Regions from separate parts of the Homo sapiens genome. Here all the other regions are linked to region 2. Evidence: chromatin loops called from intact Hi-C (ENCODE). Cell type or tissue: ovary. All regions are shown on one strand. Region 1 overlaps CYFIP1 (cytoplasmic FMR1 interacting protein 1). Region 2 holds the start of TUBGCP5 (tubulin gamma complex component 5). Region 3 overlaps CYFIP1 (cytoplasmic FMR1 interacting protein 1).

What was found. Peaks named below come from ENCODE experiments on the same cell type or tissue, not always from the same donor. Only the 100,000 strongest peaks of a DNase experiment are listed, where the experiment ranks them.
Region 1: it touches region 2 in a loop (3-fold over the local background); 11 of 110 quality-filtered maps call a loop at or near these places.
Region 3: a loop joins it to region 2, with 2.4 times the contacts of the local background. A loop is called at or near these places in 7 of 110 quality-filtered maps.

What each region holds. Positions count from the first base shown.
Region 1 is chr15:22,960,618-22,968,617 of GRCh38, forward strand. The region is part of intron 1 of CYFIP1 (cytoplasmic FMR1 interacting protein 1); the gene reads right to left. Among named protein-coding and RNA genes, the nearest start is that of CYFIP1, 16 kb to the right of the region's middle. RefSeq lists a silencer at 6,403-6,569 and an enhancer at 6,421-6,920. In ovary, no CTCF peak of the experiment used is centred here; a DNase peak (open chromatin) is centred at 3,744; H3K27ac peaks cover 1,264 bases.
Region 2 is chr15:23,035,281-23,043,280 of GRCh38, forward strand. It overlaps TUBGCP5 (tubulin gamma complex component 5), which reads right to left and starts at 4,289. Exons shown (of 23, transcript NM_052903.6): 1 at 4,118-4,289; 2 at 1,819-1,872; 3 at 1,617-1,725. The coding sequence starts at 4,263. In ovary, a CTCF peak has its summit at 4,457; DNase peaks (open chromatin) are centred at 3,889 and 4,361; H3K4me3 peaks cover 1,455 bases; H3K27ac peaks cover 383 bases.
Region 3 is chr15:22,945,737-22,953,736 of GRCh38, forward strand. CYFIP1 (cytoplasmic FMR1 interacting protein 1) reads right to left here. Exons shown (of 31, transcript NM_014608.6): 2 at 1,433-1,555; 3 at 1,267-1,356. The coding sequence starts at 1,549. Among named protein-coding and RNA genes, the nearest start is that of CYFIP1, 31 kb to the right of the region's middle. RefSeq lists an enhancer at 1,392-2,076. In ovary, no CTCF peak of the experiment used is centred here; a DNase peak (open chromatin) is centred at 3,698; H3K4me3 peaks cover 659 bases; H3K27ac peaks cover 2,820 bases.

The sequences.
Region 1 (8,000 bases), 75 kb before region 2:
ATATAAATCTTTTCCACCATTACAGCAACACCTGCACATCCAGAACATGTGAAGGAAACACCACTGGCCCATGCATGAACCGCAGCCTGCTTCAGGGCGGCCCGCCCTCCTCCTGCTTAGGCATGAGACAAGCCTGACAATACCACATCTGGGCGGAAAAGCCTGGAGTGTGTTTGCAGATGACTTTCCTAGCAGCACATCCCAGGAGGTTTCTTAGGTCACACAATGTCTCTAAAGCTGCAGGTGGCTTTGGGCCAGGTGCCCTCCTACGGGGGCCCACGAACAAGGTGGAGCCGGACAGTAGCATGGCGCTTCCCAACAGAATCCAGGGGTCACTTCTGTTTTTATAATTTAATCTGAATGTTCTTTTAATTTGTATTTCATTTATTTATTTATTTATTTATTTATATTTTATTTATTTTTAAGATGGAGTCTCACTGTCACCCAGGCTGGAGTGCAAGTGGCATGATCTCGACTCACTGCAACCTCCGCCTCCTGTCTTCAAGTGATTCTCCTGCCTCAGCCTCCCGAGAAGCTGGGATTACAGGGGCTCGCCACCATGCCGGGCTAATGTTTGTATTTTTAGTAGAGACGGGGTTTCACCATGTTGGCCAGGCTGGTCTCGAACTCCTGACCTCAAGTGATCCGCCGGCTTTGGCCTTCCAAAGCGCTGAGATTGCAGGCATGAGCCACTGTGCCTGGCCTTAATTTTCATTTCTTGTATTATCACTGAGATGAAACATATTTCTATGCATTAACCAGTTTGTTTTTCTTCTTTTTTGAGACAGGGTCTCACTGTCAACCAGGCTGAAGTGCAGTGGTGTGATAACAGCTTACTGCAGCCTCAACTTCTCAGGCTCAAGTGATCCTCCCACCTCAGCCCCCCAGGTAGCTGGGACTACAGGTGTGCACCACCACGTCTGGCTAATTTTTTTGATTTTTTGTAGAGACAGAGTCTTGCCTTGTTGCACAGGCTGGTCTTGAACTCCTAAGCTCAAGAGATCCTCCAGCCTCAGCCTCCCAAAGATGCTGAAATTACAGGAACGAGCCACTTCCCCCTGCCTGTTTTTCTTCATTTGTAACTTGCCAGCTTGGGTTGTTTGCCTGTTTGTTTTTTTAAAATCCTTGGAATCTTGGTATTTTCCTCAGCAACTGACAGATGGACTTACTATACTAACAACGTTAAAGATATTAAAGCTTTGTGAGAATTGCTACAAAACTTTTTCCAGGTCAAGCTACTTTCTTTTTCATTTCACTTACTATTTTCTTTGAAACTAAGTTTTAACTTTTTATCATATTAGCTTTTCCCTTTGGAATTTCCTGTTTCACTTCTAAATTTACCAAGGAGGAAGAAGTCTGCCAGCCCAGGCCCAGGGAAGGAAGCAGTTTCTAATCATAGCCCCAGTTTCTGCAAATTGCTGTGGCCACTATGGGAAGCCAAACAGCTGCTCAGGTGAGAAACAGTGTCAAGGCAGCACTACTATAGGTAATCTCAGATAATTCATTTAAAAGTAATCTTGAGATCAATAAAAATTTCAGCAAACTGATTGGTAGTAGGATTTTTAAAACTGGGACTCAGATACATAATAATTCTTGGACTCTGACCTGCTCTCACCATAATTAGTAATGTTTAATGATGTCAAAGACGTGCGAACTCACTGCCCACACCGAAAGGCAGAGTCCTGCTTGTGATCCACAGTGAGCCCCTGCTCTGCACCCCCAGGCATCGATCCCCTGCTTTCTTCTGCATAAACTGTATCTCATCTATATTCTTCTTTTTTTTCTTTTTTTTTTTCTTGAGACGGAGTTTTGCTCTTGTTGCCCACGCTGGAATACAATGGTACAATCTCAGCTCACCACCACCTCCGCCTCCCTGGTTCAAGCTATTCTCGTGCCTAAGCCTCCCGAGTAGCTGGGATTACAGGTGTGCGCCACCATGCCCGGCTAAATTTTGTTATTTTTTTTTAGTAGAGACAGGATTTCTCCATGTTGGTCAAGCTGGTCTCGAACTCCCGACCTCAGGTGATCCACCAGCCTCGGCCTCCCAAAGTGCTGAGATTACAGACGTGAGCCACCACGCCCGGCCATAGCTCATCTATATTCTTAAAAAGCACCTTTCAGTTGAGTTGTTATAAAAGGGATATCATCTATATATAGTCACCTGACCTATTCATACTGTGCCCACTGCTATTACGAGACGCATGCACGCTGCCAGGCGGTGCTCCTGAAGCACCATGTTGACGTGTGCGTGCTATTCCACCCAACCAACAAACCAGGCTACATGTCCTGTCTCCTGCTGCTCAGAACCAATGCCATTTGCAGACACTTGGCTGTCATGACCTCTGAGGAACATTCTTACACATGAATACCTGGGCAACACATGCTCCAGCACAGGGCTCGGCAAGCATTTTCTAAACAGGGCCAGTAGTGGACAAGTGTCCTGTGGCACACAAGAGAACATCCTCATTCTTAGGAAATAGACACTGATGTGTCTAGAGGTAAAGGGCCTCAAGTGGAGAGAGAAGTGTTTGAATTGTGTTCTTTGTCCTATTTTTATTTTTGCAATGTTTTGTATAAGTTTGAAGTTATTTAAAATGAGTAAGAAAGGCCAGACGCGGTGGCTCACACCTGTAATCTCAGCACTTTGGGAGGCAGAGGCGGGCGATCACCTGAGGTCAGCCTGACCAATATGGAGAAACCCCGTCCCTACTAAAAATACAGAATTAGATGGGCGTGGTGGCAGATGCCTGTAGTCCCAGCTACTCAAGAGGCTGAGGCAGGAGAATCGCTTCAATCCAGGAGGTGGAGGTTGCAGTGAGCCAAGACTGTGCCATTGCACTCCAGCCTGGGCAACAAGAGCAAAACTCTGTTTCAAAAATAACATAACATAACATAACATAACATAACATAACATAACATAACATAACATAACATAACATAAGAAAGAATGAAATATCCCCCTGAAAACTTTTTGTGAACATAAGGGAAAGGAATGGGAAATGTCTCAAACAGACTTGCCCCGACTCTTCAAGCGGAAGTGTGTTTTGGTCGCCCCTCACTCCTATGGCCCCGGGCAGGCTGGACGCTGGCACGTATCGCAGGCTGAACCCATCTCACCAGCCAGAGCACGGCCACAACATGCCCGCGTCTGCCTAGAGGAAGGTTTTGCCCAGAGTCACGCACTCCTGGGCAGAAAGCTTTTAACCCCCAGTTGTGAGAGATGCCTGGACACCATGCCTTCATGAGGACGGCTTGTAGAAAGGACCTTCCAGGCCCAGTCAGCCCCGGGAATAAACATCAGTGTTATAATCAGAATGCTTCAGATCATTGCAAAAGAGCTGGGTTTTGTTTTTTGTGGATGGGCCAAACTAATTTATTATGAGACAGAAACTATGGATTCACATGTTTTTATATAAATTAAGGTATTGTTGACAAATAAAAATTGTATATATTTACTGCATACAATCAGAGGTTTACATATATGTGTACCTTGTGGAATGGTTAAATCGAGCTATTACGCATATGTATCACTTCACATACTTTTTTTTTTTTTTTCCCTTTCTGGAGCAAGAGCAGCTACTTTCCCAGCCAGATGATGAGCTTAAAATATGTGAACCCTACCCCACCCCCATGCAGAGTGAGTCCACTCCTCCTCACCACACACACACACACACACACACACACACACACACACACAACTGGCGGCCCCACCAGCAGACTCCGCAACCTCATCACTCACACACACACACACACACACACACACACACACACACACACACACACACACACACCCGGCAGCCCTGCCAGCAGACTCCGCAGCCTGGAAGGCAGGAAGCAGCCTCCAGCCCCAGCAAGAAGGCAGGTCTTGGCCTTTGGCTGACCTCGGCCACGGTGCCCCAGGCCAGCAGGGCAGTTTCCCCTGCCCGGCAGCTCCCCGGGGAGTCGGGAACCAAGTGCAGCCGGCGAAGATGCCACGGGCACCTGAGACACAGGGCTCCATGTTCCCTCTGGGAAAAAGGGACCCCACCCTGTCCTCAATCACCTTCAACACCAGCACATCTCAGCCGCTTGCACTTCGTGAAGCCTTGGGCTGTCTGAGCTCATTCAACCCCTTCTTTAGAGACGGCGAAATTGAGGGCCAGAGAAAGTGATTTGTCCAAATTCACAGAGCCGAGAAACGGCAGGAGATGGATGCCAACCCCAGCCCCGTCTGCCTGCCCAGATGGGTTATTTGCAGCGACCCTCATTCTACTCTCTGCTTCTATGAGCTCAAATTTTCTAGATTCCACATAGAAATCAGGTCATGCAGTATCTGTCTTTCTGGGCCTGGCTTATTTTACTAAGCGTAATGTCTTCCAGGTTTATCCTTGTCACAAATGACAGGATTTCCTTCTTTTTAAAGGCTGAATAGTATTCCATTGTGTGTGTGTGTGTGTGTGTGTGTGTGTGTGTGTACACATATATTAATAAACATATCAACATACAGGTAACCAAAAAGTGCTAGATTTTACGTAAAAATACTCTAAACTTAAAATTACTTAAAAACATCCTAAATTACTGTCTGGGTGTGGTGGCTCACGCCTATAGTCCCAACACTTTGAGAGGCCAAGGCAGGCGGATCACCTGAGGTCAGGAGTTCGAGACCAGCCCAGCCAACGTGGTGAAACCTCGTCTCTACTAAAAATACAAAAATTAGCCAGGTGTGGTGGCGTACGCCTGTAATCCCAGCTACTTGGGAGGCTGAGGCAGGAGAATTGCTTGAACCTGGAAGGCAGAGGTTGTGGTGAGCTGAGATGGTGTCACTGTACCATTTCTATGTTTACGTAAACTTGGATACACAAATACTCTTAACCACAGTGTTCACTGCAGTAACACACTGCACAGGCGTGTGGCCTGGGAGCAACAGGCTCTAGCGTGGAGCCTAGGCGTGCAGCAGGCAGTACCATCTGGGTGTGTGTAAGTGCCCTTTATGATGCCCACACAATGACAAAAGTGCCTAACAATGCATTTCTCAGAACATATCCCTGTTGGTAAGTGATGCATGACTGTGATTCCTTGGAATGACAGAAGCAAATACTAGAGCACCTGTATTTTTATCTAACAGGGATAACGAATTAGGCTTCCCTAGTAGCGGACACACCAGGCCCCAGCCCCTTCCCGCTGCCCTGGTGTCCCCAGAGCAGCAGGAGTCCATGGCTCTGAGAGTTCAGGGGCGCCCCATCAACAAGGGCTTGGCCCAGGGGATCAAAGGCGATAATGAAGAGCCCACGTTTTAACAAAACAAACTGTTATGGGCTGAACTGTGTGCTCTCAAAATTCGTGTGTTGAAGCCTTAACCCCCAGGACCTCAGAATGCTTCCGTTCTTTACAGAGATAATTAAGTTAAAATGAATCCATCAGGGTGGGCCCTCATCCAATAGGACTGGGTCCTTATAAGACAAGGAGATTAGGTCGGGTGCAGTGGATCACACCTGTAATCCCAACACTTTGGGAGGCCGAGGCGGGTGGATCACCTGAGGTCAGGAGTTCGAGACCAGCCTGACCAACATGGAGAAACCCCGTCTCTACTAAAAAAAAAAATACAAAATTAGCCAGGCGTGGTGGCGTGGGCCTGTAATCCCAGCTACACACTGAAATCCCAGCTACTCAGAAGGCTGAGGCAGGAGAATCGCTCGAACCCGGGAGGCAGAGGTTGCGGTGGGCCCAGATCACGCCACTGCACTCCAGCCTGGGCAACAAAAGCAAAACTCCGTCTCAAAAAAAAAAAAAAAAGACAAGATTAGGACACAGATGCACACAGAGAGAAGACCACGCAAGGACGCAGGGAGAGGACGGCCATCTGCAAGCCAAGGAGACAGGCCACAGAGGGAACCAACCTGCCCACACTGTGATCTTGGATGTCCAGCCTCCAGAACTGTGAGCAAATACTATGTCTGTGGTGAGGCCACCCAGTCGCTGGTACTGTGTTTTGGCAGCCTTAGCAGATAAATACACAAAAGCTTAGGAGGGGTTTGTTCCTGCCGGGGATGAAGAAGGACCTGAGTTGTGGCCAACAACAGGCTGCAGAAAGGCAATGCCATCCTGAAGATTTCTCAACTAAGAGTCTGCACCCATGACAGCCCACCGAGACCCTCGCTCCAAGTTTGTGGAGAAAGGGAACCCGCTTGGCAGCATGTGGAAAGACCCCACGATGAGCAGCAGACACAGCAACGCTGCCTCCTACATCTCGACAGCATCTGTGTAAGACTCGCTAGCATCTGGTGCACACACTGTATGAGACAGCAACAGCCAGAACAGACAGCTTTACGTTGATGAACACACAGACGGTGGCGCATGTTCAGAGATGCCGAGGGGACGCCGCAGTTCCCAAAATCACCTCTGCCTTTTTTTTTTTCTGCAGGGGAGCCAATAAAAAAAGCTGATAAAAGATGAAAAGAGAATACTTAATAAGTAAGCATAATTTATTTAAACTTTTCCAAGCAACCTGAGGTACCTGAATACCTGAAGCACTGGCTCTAGCATCGGTTGGGACACGGGACAAGGAGGCAGTGCTCTCCTATCGCCCCTTCCCAGGAGCTGCTGGCAGCAACAGGTTATGGACTACAATGGGCAGGTCACCCACCACCTGTTTATAAATCTTGGAGAGTCTTCCTCAAAAGTGACAATGGCCTGGACGGGGCCCGACTAAGCCCTGCTGGCTGAGGGGCTCAGGACAGGTGACTTCAGAGCACGCTCCCAGATCTCACTAAATGAAATCACAAAGTTCCTGAAGCACAGAGTTCCAATCGCACTTTCCACCATGTAGTCTTGGCTAAGTCTACAGGAGTGCGGCCGACATATGTGAAGAGGAAGAACTCGGGGCACCTGAACCTTTCCTGCTCACAGTGTGTGGGAAGACATGTGCCGGCCTGTGTCTTCACACACACTTCCAGGGCCCGGCCCCACCACAGCCCGCAGCTACAACATAGCACCCCACCACAGCCCGCAGCTACAACACAGCACATCTGCCCTCCACCTGGGCCTGGGATAGAATCAGGGCAACCAAGAGCTCCAGAGGCTTCTCAGGTGCCCATCACAGGTCACAGTCAATTCCATGTGACCAGTGAGGTCAGCCTGAAATGTGTGACTGAAATACAAGAAGGCCGGGCATGGTGGCTCCTGTAATCCCAGCACTTTGGGAGGTTGAGGTGGGAGGATCACTTGAGCCCAGGAGTTCATGACCAGCCTGGGCTACACAGTGAGACCCCATCTCAAAAAGAAAAGAAGTCAGCACTCTGGGAGGCTGACACAGGCAGATCACTTGAGGTCAGGAGTTTGAGAACAGCCTGACCAATATGGTGAAACCCCGTCTCTACTAAAAACACAAAAATTAGCCAGGCGTGGTGGCACACGCCTGTAATCCCAGCTACTCAAGAGGCTGAGGCAGGAGAATCGCTTGAACCAGGGAGGTGGAGGTTGCAGTGAGCCAAGATAGCGCCACTGCACTCCAGCTTGGGCGACACAGCGAGACTCCATCTCAAAAAATAAATAAATAAATAAAAATAAAACGCAAATTATTTAAATACAAAATAAAAATCAATCCCTGTGATGGTTGCTTTTATGTGTCAACTTGGCCAGGCCATGGTACCCAGTTTTTGGTCCAACTCCAATCTAAACATTGCTATGAAAGTACTTTTTAGATGAGATTAACATCTATACCAGTAGACTCTGAATGAAACAAATTACCCTCCATAATTTGGGTGGGCCTCATCCAACCAGTGCAGGCCTTGAAAGAAAAAAGACTGACCTCTCCTAAGAAAGAGGGAATCTTGCCTTCAGGCTGCCTTCAACATCAGCTTTTCCCCGGGTCTTTAGCCTATGGGCCTGCCTTGCAAACGCTGGACTTGCCAGCCTCTACAATTGTGAGTCAGATCCTTAAAATAAATCTCTCTAGACGCACATCCACACGTATCCTGCTGCTTCTGTTTCTCTGGAGAACCCTGACTAATACATCACCTCTA
Region 2 (8,000 bases):
ACTGCACCACTGCACTCCAAGCCTGGGTGACAAAGTGACACTCAGTCTTAAAAAAAAAAAAGAAAAAAAGTGTGAAGTTATTGCTACACCACACAGCAATCCCCAACCGTTTTGGCACCAGGGACTGGTTTTGTGGAAGACAATTTTTCCATGGACTGTTGGGTGGGGGTTGGTTTCAAGGATGAAACTGTTCCACCTCAGATCATTAGGCATTAGATTGTCATAAGGAGCATGCAACCTAGATCCCTCAAATGTGCAGTTCACAATGGGGTTTGCTCTCCTATGAGAATCTAATGCCACCGCTGATCTGACAGGAGGTGGAGCTCAGGCAGTCATCCTCACTCACCCCACTGCACCTCCTGCCATGGAGCCCTGTTCCTAGCAGGCACATATTGGTACTCGTCCACCATGTGGGGGTTGGGGACCTCTGCCATAACAAACACATCCAAGATGCCACACAGCAAGAGAAAAGGATAACCAATCCCACCTTGTGTAAGTGGGTGGGGGCTGTGGACACAGAGGGGATAGTGAAGCAGACAAGACTGCACAGCCTTACTGATTCCCTCAACAAACATGCACTGTCCACTGTGCTCTAGGTGTCCGGGAACAAATCAGACACAGAGCCCTATGCCTGTAAAATGTGCCTTTTAAAGGGGGAGACAAGAAAGGAACTATAAAGAATTGAAATACATAGCATGTGTGGAGACAGTGCCTGAGTTTAATATTAAAACGTGAGCTTCCTCAGGCAGGAGAAAGGGAAAGAACTATGTAGGCACAAGATGTGTCACAGCAGAGCTAGGGAATGTGGTCCCACCGTGTTCAGGGAACCCACAGCTGTTTCCATACGCTTGCCATCCTTGGTTTGACCTCTAGGGGGCTACAGACTCAGCAGCTAAGGTCAGCCATGTGGGCTCTGCTTGCTTATGTGACCCACCCCCAATAAAAATGCTGGTCACCAAGGCTCAGCCGAGTGGCCCTGGGGGGAGTGGAGGGTAATACTTTGCACATGTTGTCATATACTGTTACTGAGAGAATTAACTGCATCCCCAGGTGACTCCACTAGGAAGGAACATTTGGACATGCGTGCCTAGCTTCTCCTAGACTTTGCTCTAAGCACCTTTTCCCTTTGGTGATTTTAATCTGTATCCTTTCACTGTAATAAACTATTAACAGTGAGGATAACAGCTTTTTTTTTTTAAGTTCTGTGAATCCTTTGAGCAAATCATTATGCCAAAAGGTGGTCTTGGGGAATCCCCCAAACAATATGAAAGTATACCAGGCATCTAGTAAGCATCTACAGACAGTCACTGCCAAGTGCTGAGAAACCATTTGAAAGTTTTGAGATACCCAAACAATGCTACTATTTGTATCAATCTCTGATCTCTCTTTCCTTAGTAGGACTGAGGTGAAAAAATGATTAAAAACAAGCTCTTTCTTTCATCACAAACTGAGGCATATCTGGTTTGATGGCAATATTTAAGTAAATTTCCAAGAGATCCCGTTAGCCAGTAGATAATACTAAAATAGAATGTTTAAACAGTAACTGAAACAAATTGACGATAATCAGATAGGAAACAGTAAAATACACAGTGGAGATCTCATAATTGAAGGCATACCTTTATTTCCTTTATACTGGGAAGTGGTGCATTTAGAAATTCCTCCGTTAATCTCTTCCAACTAGCAGCTTTGCTTAGATCAGAATGAATGACAAATTTTTCATAAATTCTAAAATATAAGAAAAGATTATAAAGCTATCTTAAAAAGATCTATAAGAAAATACATATATTTCTGGATGCGTATATATACACACTGACTTACCCTTCGATTGTTTTTTCTATTTTGTGGCTGTTGACATCCAAGAAACGATGAAATCTATTAAAGACAAAATGCAATTCTTATGCCAACTCTGTCACACAGGTAAGTGAACTCATCTCATGGCCCTCCATATCCCCCATATGCTCTGTACTCAGCTACACATTTCCAGAATGGAGTGTACCTTGTCCTCCGTTACCTCCACCATCAGGCAGGCAAATAATCACCGTGTCCGAGACTGTGCAAGCATCCTTTCTCCAGCACACAGGTTCTTCCTGACCCTCCCAACCTTGTCCTCTGGCTCCTCTGTCTTCCCATAAGCCCCTGTACCTAAGTCCAGCTGAACACATTCTACATCAGGTGGTCCCAACCTTTTTATGCCATAGTGAGGCCCGGTGAAGCCTAAGGACCCCTTCTCTGAATAACATTTTTAAAGCCAAAAAATAAATACAAAGGAATCCCATTATACTGAGATACAGTTGTCAAATATTTAAAGAAGTTTAAGATATGGCAAGAAATGTTATTTATGAAAGTATTAAATAACAAGATTTAGCAGTAGGTCCAATTAACTACCATTAAAGTAACAGTAAACAACATTTACAAATATCTACAACTCTGATGTGAAAACAGTATGCGATTTCTACTGGTGATAAAGTCATAGGTAGGCTAATACTGCTATGGTTTGCTGCCTTCATTCATAATAGAAGGAGATGCTACTTTTCAGTTAGAGAAAAGTGAGCTTGCTCAGTGCAAGCTCCGCCTCCTGGGTTCGCGCCATTCTCCTGCCTCAGCCTCCCAAGTAGCTGGGACTACAGGCGCCTGCCACCACGCCCGGCTAATTTTTTGTACTTTTAGTAGAGACCGGGTTTCACCGTGTTAGCCAGGATAGTCTCGATCTCCTGACCTCGTGATCCACCCACCTCGGCCTCCTAAAGTGCTGGGATTACAGGCGTGAGCCACCGCGCCCAGTCCACAATTTTCAAGAATGTAAACATGAACTATTCATTTTTCTGATGGTTTAAAGCATCATAAAATTACAGCACAGCCTATGCAACTAATGTATATGTACATAGCATAGCCTATGCAAAAAATGTTTTCCATTTTTTAGTATCAAAGCGAGCAATCTGTACTTAAATAAAATTACACTACTGAAAAACACATGATTCTAGGCCAGTAAATGGGTGAATGGAACACCACTTTACCTATTATAATTTAGTTCCTGAAATCTGTGAATGAAAATAGTAACCTCCAACGTCTCTCCCAGCTCTAAAATGATGACAATCTGCCTACTGTCATTTAGAAATATTAGTAGAAAAATAACTTGGATTTCAGCATTTAAGTTTCTGTATTGTATAACCTATTTCACACATTGTTTATTTTTATAAGTTACACTTAAGAATTCAGTTTATTACTTCAGAAACTTGGCATGGTTTAAAAGAATCTGAAAGCCCCGTATTCCTATTATAAGCCAACTAGACACTTTATGGCTATGATCATTAAGGTAACTAAGATTACGGATTTTGAAAAACTGTTCATTATTCAAGAAGATTTTTACTGAAATTAAACAGGTAGAATATTAACATTAACATTTTTTTAGTAATAATTTCATTATGGGTAATGACTCTAAAAGTATTAATTTACATCTCCCATAAAGAAAAATAGGAGATCTCACTTTACGTAAATATCTAAATTCTGTAAGTCTTTAAAAATTAGTTACAAGAGAAACTGCATTAGAAATTGTATTAGGTGACTCAGCGTGCTACGTGCCAGGAGCTGTGCAGAGATGCAGCATTCTAGCTGGAGTGGAAGTGGAGGAGACAGTAATGACAGGTTAAATCAGTGTCATGACACGCGTTTTGGAAAAAGGAGAGCAGGGTGAGAGATCTTACACTGGGCTGACCAGGGAGCAGGAGTCAGTGAGAATACAATCTCTTTAATTTAAAAAAAAAAAAAATTATAAACATGGAGTTGCTACGTTGCCCAAGCTGGCCTGGAGTCCCGCCTGGGCCTCCCAGAGCGCTGGGGTTGCAGGCGCGCGCGCCGGCCGGCAAGAAACCCAGTTCACGCTTTCCCCGTGACGATCAGGACGCGTCCCGGGTAACACGCCCTGTGGTGCGCAGGGCACCGCGCCGAGAGCGCTGGCCGGCGGGGAGCAGGCGGTGGCAGGGCCTGCGAAGGCTCCCTGAGGCCGCGCCCGCCTCCGCCCCATGCCCTGCCCCAGCGCGCCCCGACCCCGGGCTGTGCGGGACCCACGCGCGGGCTCCGGGCTGTGGCCGGGAACCCGCCCGCGCGCCGTGCCCCACACCTGAAGTTGGACCAGGCGAAGTTTAGGGCGAGCTGGAAGTTGGGGTCTGCCTCGTCCTGGAGGCCGGCGACACCCCGGACGAGCTCCCGCACGTCGCGCTCCTGCTGCGCGTCCAACCGACTCCACGGTGGCCCGTGCCGCGCCATGTTCCGCGCTCCTGCAGCGCGCGTCTAACGAATTGGTGCCTGTCGCGCGAGAGCTCGGGCTCCTGCCGCAGTCGCCTCCGGAGCTGGCGGCATTCTCGCGAGAGTTCGCGCTCCCGCGCCGGGCGACTTCCAAGCCGACCGCTATTCTCGCGACAGTTCGAGCTCCGGCTGTGGAGGGTACTGCCTGGCGCTGTCCCGTGGTGGGGACTGGAGTGCGCATTTTCTGGTTGCCCGACGGTACGTTTTCTACTGTACTCAGAGTTAGCTGGTGTCATCGTGAATCAGATACATAAGGGTCTCTGGCCGGCCTCGGTGACAGTCAGTGATTTTGAGAGCAGCCCGTTAGGTGCCCGGTCAGCAAATGCATTGGGACCCGCCTTTCCAGGAACCCTGAACTGCTTACCTGCTGAACCCTCCCGGCCCTGCAGCTTCTCCCTCCAGTGATGGTCTCTGCGGATTTCCGTGCCCCATCCACACAACACAGTCACGCTACACACATCCATGCTACACAACCAGCATCAGCGAAGCAGCTGTCCCGACCCGCTAGTAGTGCCTGCTGGCCCTTGCCTCGCCTGTTCCTCAGGGGCGGCTTGGGGGACTTCATGACCCCACCTGGCCAGAGGTGCTGAGGGGGGGAACTTCATAAATGTCACCTGGCCAGAGGTGGTGGGGGAGATTTCATAACCCCACCTAGCCAGAGGTGCTGGGGGGACTTCATAACCACACCTAGCCAGAGGTGCCGGGAGGACTTCATAACCACACCTGGACAGAGGTGCTGGGGGGACATCATAACCTCACCTGCTCAGAGGTGCTAGGGGGTATCATAATCCCACCTGGCCAGAGGTGCTGTGGGGCCATCATAACCCAACCTGGCCAGAGGTGCTGGGGGGACATCTTAACCTCACCTGGCCAGAGGTGCTAGGGGGATATCATAATCCCACCTGGCCAGAGATTCTGGGGGGACATCATAACCCCAGCTGGCCGGAGGTGCCGGGGGGCGGGGGGAACTTCATAACCCCACCTGGCCAGAGGTGCTGGGGGGACATCATAACCTCACCTGGCCAGAGGTGCTAGGGGGTATCATAATCCCACCTGGCCAGAGATGCTGGGGGGCCATCATAACCCCACCTGGCCAGAGGTGCTGTGGGGCCATCATAACCCCACCTGGCCGGAGGTGCTGGGGGGCGGGGGGAACTTCGTAACCCCACCTGGCCAGAGGTGCTGGGGGTGACTTCATAAATGTCACCTGGCCAGAGGTGCTGGGGGGGATTTCATAACCCCACCTGACCAGGGGTGCTGGGGGGACATCATAACCTCACCTGGCCAGAGGTGCTGGGGGGTATCATAATCTGACCTGGCCAGAGATGCTGGGGGGACATCATAACCCCACCTGGCCAGAGGTGTTGTGGGGCCATCATAACCCCAGCTGGCCGGAGGTGCTGGGGGGCGGGGGGAACTTCTTAACCCCACCTGGCCAGAGGTGCTGGGGGTGACTTCATAAATGTCACCTGGCCAGAGGTGCTGGGGGGGATTTCATAACCCCACCTGGCCAGAGGTGCTGGGGGGACATCATAACCTCACCTGGCCAGAGGTGCTGGGGGGTATCATAATCCCACCTGGCCAGAGATGCTGGGGGGACATCATAACCCCACTTGGCCAGAGGTGCTGTGGGGCCATCATAACCCCAGCTGGCCGGAGGTGCTGGGGAGCGGGGGGAACTTCATAACCCCACCCGGCCAGAGGTGCTGGGGGTGACTTCATAAATGTCACCTGGCCAGAGGTGCTGGGGGGATTTCATAACCCAACCTGGCCAGAGGTGCTGGGGGGACATCTTAACCTCACCTGGCCAGAGGTGCTAGGGGGATATCATAATCCCACCTGGCCAGAGATGCTGGGGGGACATCATAACCCCACCTGGCCGGAGGTGCTGGGGGGCGGGGGGAACTTCATAACCCCACCTGGCCAGAGGTGCTGGTGGTGACTTCATAAATGTCACCTGGCCAGAGGTGCTGGGGGGGATTTCATAACCACAGCTGGCCATAGGTGCTGGGGGAGATTTCATAACCCCACCTGGCCAGAGGTGCTGGGGGGACTTCATAACCACACCTGGCCAGAGGTGCCAGGAGGACTTCATAACCACACCTGGCCAGAGGTGCTGGGGGGACATCATAACCTCACCTGGCCAGAGGTGCTGTGGGGGGGTATTATAACCCCACCTGGCCAGAGGTGCTGGGGGGTATCATAATCCTACCTCGACAGAGGTGCTGTGGGGCCATCATAACCCCAGCTGGCAGGAGGTCCTGGTGGGCCATCATAACCCCACCTGGCCAGAGGTGCTGGGCGGCGGGGGGAACTTCTTAACCCCACCTGGCCAGAGGTGCTGGGGGTGACTTCAAAATGTCACCTGGCGAGAGGTGCTGGGGGGGATTTCATAACCCCACCTGGCCAGAGGTGCCGGGGGGACTTCATAACCCCACCTGGCCAGAGGTGCCGGGAGGACTTCATAACCACACCTGGCCAGAGGTGCCGGGGGGGCATCATAACCACACCTGGCCAGAGGTGCCGGTGGGACTTCATAACCCCACCTGGCCAGAGGTGCCGGGGGGACTTCATAACCACACCTGGCCAGAGGTACCGGGGGGACATCATAACCACACCTGGCCAGAGGTGCCGGGGGGACATCATAACCTCACCTGGCCAGAGGTGCTGGGGGTGGGTATTATATCCCCACCTGGCCAGAGGTGCTGGGGGGGACGTCATAACCACACTTGGCCAGAGGTGCCGGTGGGACTTCATAACCCCACCTGGCCAGAGGTGCTGGGGGACATCATAACCCCACCTGGCCAGAGGTGCCAGGGGGGACATCATAACCCCACCTGGCCAGAGGTGCTGGGGGACATCATAATCCCACCTGGCCAGAGGTGCTCTGGGGCCATCATAACCCCACTTGGCCGGAGGTGCTGGGGGGCGGGGGGAACTTCATAACCCCACCTGGCCAGAGGTGCTGGGGGTGACTTCATAACTGTCACCTGGCCAGAGGTGCTGGGGGGGATTTCATAACCCCACCTGGCCAGAGGTGCTGCGGGGGACTTCATAACCACACCTGGCCAGAGGTGCCGGGAGGACTTCATAACCCCACCTGGCCAGAGGTGCTGGGGGACATCATAACCTCACCTGGCCAGAGGTGCTGGGGGGTATCATAATCCCACCTGGCCAGAGATGCTGGGGGGACATCATAACCCCACCTGGCCAGAGGTGCTGTGGGGCCATCATAACCCCAGCTGGCCGGAGGTGCTGGGGGCAGGGGGAATTTCATAACCCTACCCGGACAGAGGTGCTAGGGGTGACTTCATAAATGTCACCTGGCCAGAGGTGCTGGAGGGGATTTCATAACCCCACCTGGCCAGAGGTGCTGGGGGGGACTTCATAACCCCACCTGGCCAGAGGTCCTGGGGGACTTCATAACCCCACCTGGCCAGAGGTGCTGGGGGGACATCATAACTTCACCTGGCCAGAGGTGCTGGGGGGTATCATAATCCCACCTGGCCAGAGATGCTGGGGGGACATCATAACCCCACCTGCCAGAGGTGCTGGGGGGCGGGGGGAACTTCATAACCCCACCTGGCCAGAGGTGCTGGGGGTGACTTCATAAATGTCACCTGGCCAGAGGTGCTGGGGGGATTTCATAACCCAACCTGGCCAGAGGTGCTGGGGGGACATCATAACCTCACCTGGCC
Region 3 (8,000 bases), 90 kb before region 2:
GGTTAATTTTTGTATTTTTTTTTTTTTGTAGAGACAGGGTTTCACCATGTTGGCCAGGCTGGTCTCGAACTCCTGACCCTAGGTGATCCGCCCACTTTGGCCTCCCAAAATGCTGGGATTACAGGCGTGGGCCACTGCGCCCAGCCTACAGCATTTTTTTATTACACGACATAAAAGAGGAAGTCAATGCGCAAAAATAGTTGAATTGTGGACATTTACAAAATGGTTTACGTAGCCATTAAGGATTGCTTTCTCTAGCACATTTTCATGGCATGAAAATATTCTTGTCCAGGTGCAGTGGCTCAGGCTGTAATCCCAGTACTTTGGGAGGCTGGGCAGGCGGATTCCTTGAGTCCAGGAATTCAAGACCAACCTGGGCAACATGGTGAGACCTCGCCTCTACAAAAAACACAAAAAAGTAGATGGGCATGGTGGTGTGTGCCTGTAGTCCCAGCTACTCAGGAGGCAGAGGTGGGAGGATTGCTTGAACCCGGGAGGTTGAGGCTGCAGTGAGCCCTAATCACACCACTGCACTCTAGCCTGGGCAACCTGAGTGAGACCATCTCAAAAAAAAAAAAGAAAGAAAGAAAACCTGTTGATGAGACCATTAAAATGCAGAACTAGCTAGGTGTGGTGGCTCATGCCTGTAATCCCAGCACTTTGGGAGGCTAAGGTGGGCAGATCACTTGAGGTCAGGAATTCGAGACCAGCCCGACCAACATGGTGAAACCCTGTCTCTACTAAAAATGCACAAATTAGCTGGGCGTAGTGGTGGGCGCCAGTAGTCCCAGCTACTCGGGAGGCTGAGGCACAAGAACTGCTTGAACCTGGGAGGCGGAGGTTGCAGTGAACCAAGATCGCGCCACTGTACTCCAGCCTGGGTGGCAGAGCAAGACTCTGTCTCAAAAAAAAAGCAGAACTATAATAACAATGCAATTCATTTATAAATCTAAATCTCATATGGGCACATACCTGGTGTGTGTGGGTGCAGATCTGGAGAGGGAATGAGCATTAACAGGGCAGGTGCACCCTTGAAACGCTGACAAAGGTTTTCTCTGGGCCAGAGACATTGAATTTTCAGAACCAGCATGTATTGTTTTTACACTAAGAAAAGCAAAGACTGTCTTAAAAATATAAGGCATTTCATTCATTTTCTTCTCTTTTTCCTCACTGCATAGTCTATTGGGATAATACCAAAAAGTATACATCTGTCCTTCAAACACGCCCTTCTCTGCAGAGAGAAACAAAGACACACCGCAACATTACCATGCTAGAGTGGACGGTGGCTTGTTCAATGTATCTTGCGATGCCAGTAACAAATGCATTTCTGTCTTCAAAGTTAGTGTTGAAATTTGGCTGAAGGAAAGGAAGAGAAAAACATCATGTGGGGTCGGAGCACAGGCTGTACGCCCTGCAGCTGCTGGGCACCCACCTGGTAGAGCAGCGAGGATGGCGGGGGCTCGATGCAGGGCTGCTGGTCGGGCAGGGGCAGCTCCTCCAGGAGGTCCACGTTGGACAGCGCGTCCTCCAGAGTCACCTGGGCCGCCATCCTGGGCTGGAACAACACATAAGGACCCCTGTTCTGTGAGGAGAAGGAGGGGACACCCAACAAGCTTCGAGGTTGGGTACCCAGGCCTCTAACCCCTTCCCGCTCTCCCGAGGGCACCGGACATGGCTGACAGGGGCATGATCAGTCCTTGGGAGTTGCGTGTCTCTCTCAGGGCACGTGGGCCAGCAGGCTGGGAGGCCCTGTGCAGCTTATCCTTCCACACTCGCTGAGAACAGGCTCTCCTGGCCTCCAGGAGGGTCACAGTATGGGGCACATGGTTCCTGCCATCCTTCCCACCATGGGGGCCGCCGTCCTGAGTTGCTGGTGCTGAGGACTCTCTCGAGGGTCTGACGACCCCCTCAAAGTGCTGGAGGGGCAGCACCTCTCCAATGCCACATCTGCCCAGCAGAGCCTCCCTAAATGCAGCCACCTCCCAGGTGGTGCCTCCAAACACACTAGGGCCTGACATGGAAAAGACGAGCGCCCTGCCGCCCAACACCAGCTGTCTAGCTGCACAGACAGGCTGAGATTGCAAGGAGTATGGGGCTGCCGCAGGGGACAGAAAGTGCCACACCGCAGCTGGAGCAGAGGTGCAGAAATGAAGGCAGACATCGTCTAAACACACCTTCAGAGCCAGCTCCAGGGAGAGGGGGCAATCTGCCTTCTGCTGAATCTGCTCCAGTCTCAAGGGTACTCAGGAGGAGCTCTGCCCTGGGATGGGACCAGGGGCAGCTGAGCCACATTCTATGAAGGAAAGAGCAGCAGGTGGCCTGGAGGAGACACTGAACAGAAGGAGCCCCAAATCCCTCCTCCAGCACTGGCGCAGGCATGGAGGTGCACAGTGGAACGGGTAGTCAGTCCCACTGCACTGGCTGAGGGTGGAGAAGGGAAGCTCTCCAGGGACCCAGGAAGCCCCAGTGGCAGTGTGGAGAGGAAGCAGCTCAGAAGAGCCAGCCGACAAAATTGCTCATGAGCTTCAAGCCCATCCTCAAGCTGCAGGGGTGTGGATCTGATCCTCTTCACACCCCAAACCCTGAGACCACAGCCAGACAGCCACCAGCGGCACACAGGGGGCAGGTCCAAGTGGCAGTGCAGGAGGCTGTGAAGCCAGAATTGACATGGAGCTGCCACCCACTGAAGGCAAGTCAGAACCACAGCCCAAGTCTCCTCAGGGTGTTTGCTTTCTAAAATAAAAATATCAACATCCTCCTAGGATTTTAACAAGACCCAGATCTCATATCATAACATCCAACCATCCACTTACAGCCCAGATTACTCAGCACACAAAGAACGAGGAACGTATGGGCTCCTACAGGAAAAGAGAATCAACAGATGCCAAAATAACACAGGTGCTGCAATTATCCACCCGACTTTAAAGCAACTACTGTGCTATGAAATGCTCTAACGATTGTAACACTCCCAAACTGAATGAAAAAATGGAAATCAGCAAAAGGCAAACAAAACAAGATATAAAGAAGAACCAAATGGAAATTTCAAAACTAAAAGACACACTACTGAAATGTAAAAAAAAAAAAAAACCTCAGGAAAGATTCAGTGAACTTGAAGATAGAGCAATGTTAAGTTTTCTAATCTGAATACCAGAGAGAAAAAAAGATTGAAAAAATTTTGGGGATCTTCAGGACAAGAGAGAAGGTCTAACATCTGTGCCATGAGAGTGCAAAAGGAAAAGGGGAAACCAAGCAGTGATGAAAAACAGCTGAAAAAAATGACAGAAAACACCCTAAATTTGGAGAAAGTCTTTTGTCTACAGATTCAAGAAGCTCTATGGATCCCAAACAAGACAAACAAGAAATCCACACCCAGACACATCACGGTCAAACTGCTGAACACTAAAGATAAAGGAAAACAGATCTTGAAAACAGCAGGAGAAATGACGCTCAGCAGAGCACAGAGCAACAGTGGGAGGGCCGCGGATTCCCCCCGGGGACCAGGCAGGCCGGAGGGCGGGCACAATGTGCCTAAGCCTAAAGCGGGGACCAGGCGGGCCGGAAGGCGGGCACAATGCGCCTAAGCCTAAAGCGGGGAGGTGCCAACTTGGGATCCTCCCTCAAGATGGGAACGTGTCTTCCAGGAAGGAAGGTGAAGCCAGGACGTGGGCAGAGGAGGAAAACAAAGAGCATGCTGGCCAGCGGTACAGGCTGACAGGAAGGGAGGTGGAAGGAGGCATGGGCTACGAACCACAAAGCAGAGGCAGTAGGCAGGCTAAGCGGCGAGGGCGCAGGACACACAACGACCCCACAGCTCTTCCAAAGTGCTTGGCGGTTAAAAGCAAAAATCAAAGTACTGTCTAATGGGCCTTTCAGTGTACATAAATGTAAATTACACAAATACATAACAAGTAAATTATAAAATATTTCTAGGTATATAATTGTATAAATCATATAAACAAGACAACTGTAATCTAAAAGGGGGAGGGGAAACCTGGATGGGGTAAGATTTCTATGTCCCACTAGAAGTAGTAAAAAGCAGACTTTTCAGATCCTCAGCAGAATATGAAATGTTAATAAGCATGGACTTCGAAATCCTTAGAGCAACCACCGAAGAAAGCTGTACAGCCAGGCGCTGCAGTCCCAGCTACTTGGGAGGCTGAGAAGGGAGGATCACTTGAGTCCAGGAGTTCAAGGCCTGTCTGGGCAACACAGTGAAATCCTGCCTCTTTTAAAAAAAGAAAAATTAACATACTTTTTAAAAAAGCTATCCAAAGCAAAATAGATAACATATAATTTAGAATAAATTAAAACAGAATACTATGTTTTTAAAAACCTAAAAGGAAATAGAGCAATGATAAAGATAGTGATCTAACAGAAGTCAGATAATAAAATGGTAGACCTGAATCGAAACACATTGATAATTACACTATCATAATAATCTAAAAACACCAATTAGAAGAGGTTGTCAGAACAGATAAATAAAATCCTAACCCAACCATATGCCATCTACAAGAAACTTACTTCAAATATACTGATACAGGTAGGTAAGTCGAAAGCAAAAGGGGAAAAAGGTGAACCAGGCAAGCGCTGGCCAAAAGGAAGCTGGGGTGGCTTTGTCAGCACCAGACCCAGCCAGCCTCCGAGCAAGGAACTCATCAGAGAGAGAGAAGGAAGGGGTCAGCTCCCCAAGGAGCCAGAACAACCCTCAATGTGAATGCACCCGGCCAAAAAGCTTCCTTCACGTTACACTAGGCAAAAGCTGACAGAGCTGGAAGAAGAAATGCCATAGCCACCCCCGAATCTCAGTTTCACTTTCCACGATTTCAATGACCAGAGGTCAACTGCACTCCAAAAATATTAAACGGAAAACTCCATTCACAAACACTCCGTAAGTTTTAAACTGTGCGCTGTTCTGAGTAGGATGATAAACTCTCAGACCGTCCTGCTCCTCCCACCCAGGACACAAACCATCCCCTTGTCCAGCGTGTCCAAGCTGTATGTGCGACCCGCCTGTGAGCCACACAGTAGCCGGCTGGGTCGCCAGCATGGGACTGCAGCGGTATGGCCAGGCTGGTCAAGGTCAGCAGCGGCCTAAGGCTGCATTGCAATGCCTGCGCCGCCCATCTCACCGCCATCTCACGGCGGGCACCAAAGGGCAAGAGAGAGAGAGAGAGACCACGTTCACATAACTTTTATGACAGTATATTGTTACAACTGTTCTATTATTATTGTAATCTCTTACCGTGCCTAATTTACCAATTAAAGTTCGTCACTGGTATGCAAGTACGGAAAAACATAGACTACGCAGGGTTCAGTACAGTCTCCAGGCTCAGGCATCCACGCGGGGTGTTGGGCCGGTTCCACAGATACATGGAAACAATTGCAGGCCAATCCCCAATGGCGGCTGGAGACGCCACCCATTTTCTCAGGAACTGACTGGAAATGAGGGAGAACAGAGGCACCGGCCGCACCGCCAGCCACCTGGACCTCCCCGACACGTAAGGGAACGCCCCCGACCGCAGCCGGTCACTGCTGCATGTTCCTCACTAGAAATCTACATGTAGCAGAAACTCTCGTCCACTTCCCTCCACATCACAGCTTCCTGTTCCACACACCTCAGAAAGGAGCAGTGCAGGGCAGCCCCGGCCGGGTGGGTGCAGGGTCCAGCCCCAGCGCTGCCTGCAGAGCCAGCATGGGGGGCCTGCCCTTGGTGTCCACGCAGGCACCTCAGGGTGATGCCGCTCGGAGGGGCCAGGCTGCCTGAGGACGTGCTTCGGCCCCATAGGGGCTGCCCGTGTCCTGCGACTCCAGCCCAGAGTCCCGCAGTCTGCCCTTTCTGCGGCCTGAACCCAGATAGTGCCAGGAGAGGCCTGGGGGCGTGTCCAGTCATGCCCGGGCCCCACGCGGGTCAACAAGAAGACAGGTCGGACCGAGCACCCTGGGAAGCCACAGATCCCACATGGCAACAGCCCCTGACCCCGCGCAGCACCCACAGGGACTCGCCTTCCTCCCCGGCCTCTGCCCAGGAGAGGCCAAGATGACCCCATGGTGGAGGAAGGTGGGGAGGGGCGCCACAGACAGGCTCGGGGGAGAACTGCTCGTGCGTCAGCTGTGATCCACAGCAGGGACCACTGATGTCGAACCCACGGAAAAACGCCAGATGCGCAGCTTGTTGAACCCACGGAAAAACACCAGATAACGCAGCTTGTTGAACCCATGGAAAAACGCCAGATGCGCAGCTTGTTCCAAGCCAGTGCTTGCAGACTTCTTTCTTTGTATAAAAATAACAGTATTTATGTGGTCAGTGGAATGTTAGCCTTAAAAGAAAGGAAATTCTGACAAGTTACAACATGGTTGAACCTTAACGACCTTAGGCTAAGTGAAATACGCCAGTCACAAAAGAAAAAACGCCGCATGATTCCACTCATATAAATTACCTAAAGTGGTCAAACTCAGAGACAGAAAGGAGAACAGTGGTGACAGGGGCTGCGTGCTGGGCTGGGGAGTTGGTGTTTAGTGGATACAGAGTTTCGGCTTGGAAAGATGAAACGCTCTAGCTGGACAGTGGTGGTGGTTGCAGAATAAGGTGAAATGTACTTAACGCCACTGAGCTGTACACTTAAAATGGTGAAGATGGGGGAGGACGCGGTGGCTCCAGCCTATAATCCTGGCACTTCAGGAGGCCGAGGCGGGCGAATCACGAGGTCAGGAGTTCGAGACCAGCCTGGACAATATGGTGAAACGCCATCTCTACTAAAAATACAAAAAATTAGCTGGGCATAGTGACAGGTGCCTGTAATCCCAGCTACTCAGGAGGCTGAGGCAGGAGAATCACTTGAACCCAGGAGGCGGAGGTTGCAGTGAGCTGAGATCGCACCACTGCACTCCAACCCCAGCGACAGAGTGAGGTGAGACTCCATCTCAAAAAAAAAAAAAAAAGGTAAACATGGGGGTAAAGTTTATGTTATGCATGCATATTTTACTACAATCAAAAATAGCAATGTTTGATGCTGATTAATCAGAAAACATGGAAAAGGAAAAAGAAAACCTATCATCAATCATCCCACTGTCCCTTACAAAAACAAGATACTGTCATACAAACTGCTTTGTAAGCTCTTTCTTTCTCCCAGCTTCCACAAAATTTCTCAAGTCATCAGAGCACCGTGCGGAGTGCTGGCCAGGGCCCTGCTGTGGCAAACTGCTGTTCTCTCCTATTCTTCACATTTTCATATTTCAGGTTTTTCATGATCATAGGCAGCCCTCCCACATCCGCCTTGGTGTGTGATGCCAAGCAGCTGTCACCGCACGCACACGGCCTGGGCCCGGCCCGCTTCCAAGGGCTCTCCGTCCGTGCATCTTCCATAGATGCGAATCTGCACAGCTTCTGCCTCACCCTGTTAGGCGGACTTGGAGTAATCAGCTCTAAATCCAAGTCTCCAAGGTCTCAGCCCTGGCAGCGTGGGTGCAGGGTCTGGCCTGGGTGCCACCTACAGAGCCAGCGTGGGGGCCCTGGCGGTGTCCACTCCACACAGGCACATCAGAGCTCATGTCTCATCCCATCTTGTTCTCTGACTCCTCACAGTTCCACCTCCCAAAGCTCTTTCAAGTGCATTTACTTTGCTCCGTCTCTAACTGCCACCAGCGGACCCTGCACCCCACTGCTAGAGAACAAAGGCAATGCGTGACTCCAGCCGCCTGCACCCTGGGATTTTTTCCGGCCCTCCTTTTGTCCTCCCATGAATGCCACGTCCCACAGGGATTTTCCCCCAGCACCAGCATCCAGCACAGCCTCTAGTCTCCTTCTGTGTCTAAGAAGCCCCCATTCCCAGGCAGCAGCACCAGGTCTGGCCTGGTCACTGCAAAGCCAGTGTCCACTGCCCTTGGAATGGAGCCTCAGTTGTATCTGACCAGCCTTTATAAGTGGCTGCCACAGTGCAAATATCCAACAGCATAATTAAAGTCACGTATTTGGAACGGCATACAAACTGTTCTGCCGGTGC